Regions from separate parts of the Homo sapiens genome. Here region 2 is linked to region 1. The links are chromatin contacts, found by Hi-C or POLR2A ChIA-PET in ENCODE. All regions are on one chromosome and are shown on one strand. Each heading gives the region's core, a stretch centred on a gene start or an enhancer-like site at or near the end of the contact. The rest is flanking DNA. Distances are from core to core; before and after follow the strand shown. Region 1 overlaps SPTBN1 (spectrin beta, non-erythrocytic 1). Region 2 overlaps SPTBN1 (spectrin beta, non-erythrocytic 1).

Evidence for each region. Hi-C counts contacts between places; a loop is a spot of excess contacts on that map. ChIA-PET counts read pairs that join two places held with the same protein, here RNA polymerase II (POLR2A). Pooled maps may share reads with other maps.
Region 2: a loop to region 1 is called in a map of endothelial cell of umbilical vein, with 6 times the contacts of the local background. The contact joins two enhancer-like sites. A Hi-C loop is called at or near these places in 46 of 168 maps with a recorded cell type or tissue (B cell, CD4-positive, alpha-beta T cell, CD4-positive, alpha-beta memory T cell and 29 more), 37 of 37 single-sample maps with no recorded cell type and 30 of 50 pooled maps. POLR2A ChIA-PET finds 5 or more read pairs at or near these places in 6 of 52 experiments (GM12878, HepG2, Panc1 and 3 more).

Annotation. Positions count from the first base shown.
Region 1 is chr2:54,522,734-54,526,360 of GRCh38, reverse strand. The region is part of intron 1 of SPTBN1 (spectrin beta, non-erythrocytic 1); the gene reads right to left. The region is part of intron 3 of SPTBN1-AS1 (SPTBN1 antisense RNA 1); the gene reads left to right. Among named protein-coding and RNA genes, the nearest start is that of SPTBN1-AS1, 34 kb to the left of the region's middle. RefSeq lists an enhancer at 1,472-1,641. Within about 2 kb of position 2,005, at least 7 of the 41 ENCODE cell types and tissues checked have a DNase peak (open chromatin) inside an H3K27ac peak, as active enhancers do; they include ascending aorta, endothelial cell of umbilical vein, heart right ventricle and 2 more, where a contact is called at or near this core.
Region 2 is chr2:54,633,225-54,636,851 of GRCh38, reverse strand. The region is part of intron 17 of SPTBN1 (spectrin beta, non-erythrocytic 1); the gene reads right to left. Among named protein-coding and RNA genes, the nearest start is that of SPTBN1-AS2, 45 kb to the left of the region's middle. RefSeq lists enhancers at 1,596-1,655, 1,896-2,075. Within about 2 kb of position 2,056, at least 24 of the 41 ENCODE cell types and tissues checked have a DNase peak (open chromatin) inside an H3K27ac peak, as active enhancers do; they include ascending aorta, endothelial cell of umbilical vein, heart right ventricle and 2 more, where a contact is called at or near this core.

The DNA.
Region 1 (3,627 bases), core at 756-3,255:
AAAAGGAAAAACATTTAGACGTCTGAAGTGTATACAGTCCCCACGGAACCAACTGGGATAAGAGTGAGCAGAAAATAAAAACAGTGCTTGCCAAGAATAGGTCTTCTGGAGCAATGCTGGTTTTAGGTTTTAGCACTGTCTCATAATAGATGTGTGACCTTAGCCAAGTTACTTAGTATCTCTAAGCCTCAGTTTCCCCAACCATTAAAGAGGGAAGATACTTCAGAGGTTGTTGACAGGACTGAATGAGATGATGGATACCCCCAAAATGGTGGGTTTATTCCTTCTTTCTAAAGTTTAAACTCTGCAATTTAAAAATGTTATCAGAGGGCCAGGTGCAGTGGCTCACGCCTGTAATTCCAGCACTTTAGGAGGCCGAGGTGGGCAGATCACCTGAGGTCAGGAGTTCGAGGCCAGCCTGGCCAACATGGTGAAAACCCGTCTCTACCAAAGATACAAAAATTAGCTGGGCGTGGTGGCACATGCCTGTAATCCCAGCTACTTGGGTGGCTGAGGCAGGGAGAATTGCTCGAATCTGGGAGGCGGAGGTTGTAGTGAGCCGATATCGTGCCATTGCACTCTTGCCTGGGCAACAGAGCGAGACTCCGTCTCAAAAAGAAAAAAAAAGAAATGTTATCGGAGGTAGATCAACACCTACGTGGGGCTTCTGAATGAACTCATTTATTCCCATTGTGTATCACCATAAATTATAATCTTTAAGCTTCTCCTGGAAATTCATAAAATGTTATATAAGAGAACTAGCAGATCATTTTATCTAAACATCTCACTTACATATTAGAAAACTGATGCTTAAGATTAAGATGTAAGGCCAGGCACAGTGACTCACGCCTCTAATCCCAGCACTTTGGGAGGCTGAGGCGGGCGGATCACCTGAGGTCGGGAGTTCCAGTTCAGCCTGACCAACCCATCACTACTAAAAATAAAAAATTAGCTGGGCGTGGTGGCGCATGCCTATAATCCCAGCTACTTGGGAGGCCAAGGCTGGAAAATTGCTTGAACCGAGGAGCCGGAGGTTTTGGTTGAGCCGACATCATACCATTGCACTCTAACCTGGGCAACAGGAGCAAAACTCCAATAAAAAAAAAAAATTAAGATGTAAGTGTATGGCAACCAAGGACAGTACCAGTGCATGGTAGATGCTCAATACACGCTTGCTATTCTTTATCCTGAACTGATAAGCTTTAAACACAGCTTCTCCCTTCAATATAGCTATTATTCACTCATTGAACCAAAATACAATGAAGACTTACTACGTACTCTGTGCTGGACCAGATGCTAGGGATAAAAATGAACGCAATAAGGACCTGGCTCTAGGGAAGCTTATATCCTAGTGGTAGGAGCTGGACAAAAAGCACACAAGAAAAGGCAAGATAGTTTAAATAAAAAAAAATGACAGCAGAGTCATGTGACTATTTTTAGATCTGGTGATCAGGGAAGGCCTCTCGAGTGGGTCCTGAAACTGAGAACTCAATGTCAAGAGGAATGAGTCACGCACAGATCAAGAATAATAGTGTTTCAGGCAAAGGAAGCAGCATAGCATGCAGGAGGAACGGCAAGTTCAATGTGGCTGAGTCTAGTGGGCAGCGGGAGAGACTCGGAGACAAGGTTAGGGAGGGAGGTGGGCGAGCCCAAGTGTGGCGGGAAGCAACTGCAGGATTTTAAGCTAATAACCGACACCACCCTTGAGTGTATTTGTAAAATATTCTTCCCAGGGCTGTGTGGAAAACAGATTCTAGGCGGCAATAATGGAAGCAGGGGCCACTTGGGAGGCTACTCCAGAAATGATGGCGGTGCAGCTCTGGGTGGAGAAGCGGGGATGGTTAAGAGGTGGATGTGCTTAGAGGTGGATGTGCTTTGGAGGGAGAACTGACAGGGCCTGGTGAAGGACTGACTAGACCCGAGACATTGAGAAACTGAGCTAGTGCTATGCCTGATGCCTATGGGTGTGGTTAAATGTGGTTAAATTCCCGCATATTTTAAATTTCACTGGGGGGAAACAGGCTCAGTCAGGCATATGAAGCTATCTAAGTAAGTTGTTAATCTGCAAATGTAGGAAGAAAGGAGTGAAAAGACAACACCCCTTTTAAAGTGGTATGAAGCTATCCCAAGAAAAAAAATAAATTATCAACATTTTTTTTTTTGAGATGGAGTTTCGCTCTGTCACCCAGGCTGGAGTGCAGTGGCACCATCTCGGCTCACTGCAGCCTCCGCCTCCTGGGTTCAAGCAATTCTTCTGCCTCAGCCTCCCGAGTAGCTGGGACTACAGGCGCGAGCCACCATGCCCAGCTAATTTCTGTATTTTTGGTAGAGACGGGGTTTCACTATATTGGCCAGGCTGGTCTCGAACTCCTAGACCTTGTGATCTGCCCACCTTGGCCTCCCAAAGTGCTGGGATTACAGGCGTGAGCCACCATGCCCGGCTGTTATCAACATCTTAAAACTCAAAAATTTATTGTCAGGTTTTTGTAGCTGGATGCTCACTTAGTGAAAGCCTTGTTCAGTGTGCACCAAGATGTGCACCTAGGCCAGAGTCAGCAGGCCTCCTCACCACAGCCTGCGTGCTAACCAAACCAGACACCACTCAGCAACACAGAAGGATCATTCAAGAGATGATTCTTCCCCCTCACATATGCCACCACACAAAAAATAAACAAACCCATATATGTAGAAAAGAAACATTTATCGTGCTTGAAATGCAGCTTTTTAAAAGTTCCAGCACATAACCACACATGCCACATGCAACCAAGTTTCCATAGTAAATAAGCTGAAACAAATTAACTGCACCTTAAATAAACAGTAGGCTCTTGGGTGGTACCAGCACACAACTGCCTGCTCTTTTGTCATGGCTGTTTTCTCACATGCTATCCAAGAACACAGCCAACACACCCCACATGTTCCTGAGGAAGAAGCACTGAATCCACTTTACCACTGAGCCACAACATCTGTGACTCAAACTGTCACCCATCTCTGCTCTAATAGAAAAATCCTGAATGGAAGTAAAATCCTGGATTCTCATCAGAGAGACATACTCAATCTCAATTAAGTACATTCACGGGTGTATTAATTTTCACACCTACGTTAGCAATTTATTTATGGGATTTCATAAAAACACAAAAACTTCAGAAATCTAATCGAGTAAGTATATTCCATTGAATGATCTTACAGTGGCATTTAACATTCAAAGTCATAAACCCTTCCAAAAAATGAAAATTAATAATGTCATGCAATCATCTGATCTTGAATATAGTTAACTTTCATGACTATTATCAATATCAGAGACTTTTATAAAATTCAAACTTGGAGGATTCTATCTCTAGGGAGAAAATGTGAAAGTGCTATTAATCCCAAATTCTGAAAGTACAGAAAGTAAAATTTAATCCAACCCAACCCAAGGTAAAACCCAAGCAAGGCATGCCTCTCCCCAGATAAGTTTTAGCTATTTGGTGCCACCTGCTGACCAATGAGAAGAAACCCCCAGGGCTGCTATACCTGCGCTGCAACATCCACCGCACCTGACTCCTGCAGAAGCCCAGCCTGGCCCCTGCCCTGCCCCCACCTGCGAATCTCTCTTTCTATCACTGAACCAACAACTGCTTTCCACAGATT
Region 2 (3,627 bases), core at 807-3,306, 110 kb before region 1:
CACTGCCACACATACACTTCCTTGATACTCCTGAGTTGCCTAAACAAGAAAGCCAGTCTATATTCAGGGTATTAAGATGGATAAAGGCAGAGTGCAACTGAGGAGAGCTGGGTTTTCATTCGATTCTTAGAGCAATTTCTCTCTGCCTGTGCCTGCACAAGGTCTCTCCTCTATCCACCAAACCCTGAGGCAGGGATGAGGAAGAACACATAGCCTTGGATTCTCCAACACGCTGAGTAAGAGCAGCTTGGTGAACACGTGCTGCTGACCGGTGTCTGAAGAAACTTCCCCAGGAGAAAGAAAGATCTTAGAGTAGAGATGCATGCACCACACGGGCCCTCAGTGGCTGCTGACAATGCAGTGTCATAGCCATTGTCTGCCTGGAGAATCAAAGGGAAAAGCCCTCTGCCCCTATAGCTCCTGCAGGTACCAGTGGCTACAGAACAGTAGAAATTATACATATTTACATGTTATAACATCATATATAATTTATATTATGTAAATTACAGTATTACATACAATTATTGTAAATAAAAATATCATTAGGCATATGTTAGACACAAATAATGCCTTTTTAATTTTTTTAAGTTGAAAGGAGTTCCATAGCATCAGGAAAAGGGATCTTAATATGCTTATACCACATAGGCAAAATGCAAACGTAGAAAAATAATTATACTATAATGCTAAATGAAAATAGTTTATACATATTAAATGATATAAAACTCCAAGGCATGGGTTAGAAAGCAAACACTTAAATGGCATATGCTACAGATGGGATTAAGGGCAGTAGTTTTCCCCTTGAAAATGTCAGACATTTACTGCTTTTACAACAACAAAAAATAATAAAGGCCAGAGACATTTTATGCCATTGCCATCTATCATCAGAAACCAAAATTAAATTTAAAAAAATAAAAGATTGTTAGTGAATTTGGGCTAAAAAGAATTAGTCATCTAAGAATGTGGATGGGTTAGGAATGTCAAAAGGAAATTCCCTTCCCTCAAATTCCAGTTCTATTTCTAGGGGAGTTCAAGAACGCAAATCTTTAGAAAGGAGATAATATGAGTTGGAGTTTAGTGACAAATGCAGGAGTCCTGCCAGTAGTCAAAGGGATAAAGGATTCCATTCCCTTTGGCATGGCATCTCATTGAAGTCCTACAGTGGCAGGGAAGAATCCCAGATACTGGAAATTAACAACAGGACACACATCCTCGCCTCTCACGGAAATAACAGAAATGAAAGTAACTTCAAACACTGGAAAGATTCATTAAGGGAGAAATATGACCATACAGAATCCTGAATGTATTTCTTATATAATCAACTCTCATGCATGCCCGGCAGTTACCGGCCCAGGCAGCCTTTCTCCTATAGTGGGACCATCAAGATGGGAAGAAAGAGGCAAGGATTTAGAGTCACATGTCCAAATGACACCGATCTATGCGCAGGTGTGACAACGGCCTTCGTGTGGTGTGAAACACAGCCACACAGGCATCTGGGACTGCCGCTGACTCAGAAGACGCTTAAAAGAAGTGAGTGTGGCTTAATGGTTTACTAGTGCAACGGACATCATTCGTGGGAAGTGAAACTCAGGAAATTCTCTCCATGTTGGATCACGGATTCAATTACAGGGAAGGGCCTGAGAAGGACCTTTTAAAACTAGGGAGTAGTTTCCACAGTCTTAAAGAGTGCTTTTCCATCTCTCACTTTCTCTCCCTGTAATAAGACTCAAAAAAGCTCCCTCATCACATGAAGCAGATGCGGGTGTTCTGGTTTCTGTGAATAGTCAAGAACCCCAGGTGCCTGAGTGAAACAGCTGGGTAACTTCTGAGCCTGTTTTCCGGTGTGAGACAGGGTCTTGCTTTATGAAGCTGGATACTGTTCCTTGCTCCCCATGAACTGTGCTGTGGCTGGAATTTCCCTCTTGGTCAGGAGCTCCCTCCCTCCCTGTTCACATCCCCTGGGGCAGGCTGAGGACAGTCTCTTCCCACTCACAGGCACTTTGAAGGCCACTCATGCCCCACCCACATCTGTTAGAGTCAGTGTCTTTGTTCTGGTACTCTTTCAACAACTCAGGAAACTTCCTGAACGTAAGCACATTATAATGACTTTACATTCTAGGAGAATCGCTTCACCACAGTGTCAGGATGTTTCGAGGAGCGGGGATTATATCTGAAGGTTTAGATGTTTACTTAGTTTGTGCTCCTACAGCACCTGGAACTCACAGATGTGTGTGTTTTCATAACTGACAAGTACCCTCTAGGGTCAGTTTCAATTCTGTGGGCCTCTGGGGATATTAAAGTGAAATCAGAATTCAGTTAACATCAATGGAGAAAAATAAGAAAATGTAGTTCTCCTGATGGCAGGTCATCGGAAAGCTCCCTCCTTCCATCTTTATTATGCTTATTGATAGTACAGGGTTATCTTTACGTTTCATTTTTAAAACTGAGGAATCCTAAGGAAGCTCTGGAACACCAGTAGCCCAGGCTCTTGGTCAAGGGCAAAATGAAGGTTAAGCCACAACTGAGGGCTGCTGCTGCTGAAACGTTTTATCATATCCAGGAGTCTAGACAGCATCATCTGCTTCCAACAGCTTTGTGCAGTTGCAGCACTGGGGACATAAAAAGAAACCGAGGAAGCAGCAAGGCAGCTGCATGCCTGCCTGAATGCACACATCCCTAACAGCCAAGCCCGCCTGCAGGAAACCAGCTGTGTGCATCTAACATGGAAGTACATAGGATATCTTATTTACAAAATACTCAGAGTTAATATTACAAAAAAAGGAAATTCTTTTTCCCTAGGTTATGAATGCTTTGCCCAATTGCTGTTTCTCATGCTCATTTAAGGAGGGTTTGGTGGATTTATTTTTCTTTTTTGCAGCTGTTTTAAAAGCAACAGATACAAAATTATAATTAACATAAGTTATTCTCTATTCCACAATACCACCCTAGAACATATAGTTCAGCCTGGGAATCAGCTCAGAAAAAAAGATTGGAAGTGGTAAAGACAGGAGCTCAATCTTTATTGGAAACAGAGTAATCCCCTCTCCACCCATCTTATTTTAAGTCAACCTGACCAGGGGTCCCAGGAAACCCTCTCAGATGTGGTAAGCAAAGGAATATTTTTCCTTTCCAACACACTTGAAGGCCAGAAGAGAGGCAGAAAGGAAGGGCTTGTTTTTTGATTACATCAGTCTCACAGCAAGCCCTTAAATTCAACCCAAACTGGAACAGGGGCTAGTGATTGATCCAGTGGCTGGCCCAGACTGGCCTGTGCTAGTGCATCCAACCCCTGATCTGCCCCAACCTCCAACTTAAGTAACCGGGGCAAGGCAAGAGTAAGGAGTGAGTCAAAGAGTTAGGGTCAAACAGAGTCCACTGGCCTCCAGCCGGGGAGGAAATCTTTCAGACAGACAGACAGACACACACACGCACACACACACACACACGTAAATAAAAAAATAATTTTAAACAAGAAATGAAGAAAGTGTATCCAATCCTGGAGATGCCCTGGCAGAAGAGGAAAATAACCTTTGCTCTTATTTACCTCTCCATCATGAAAAAGATCCTATTACAGCACTATCCAAGCCAATTTTCTAAAAAAGTCCAGGTAATGTTCCTTTGTAGCTTTGC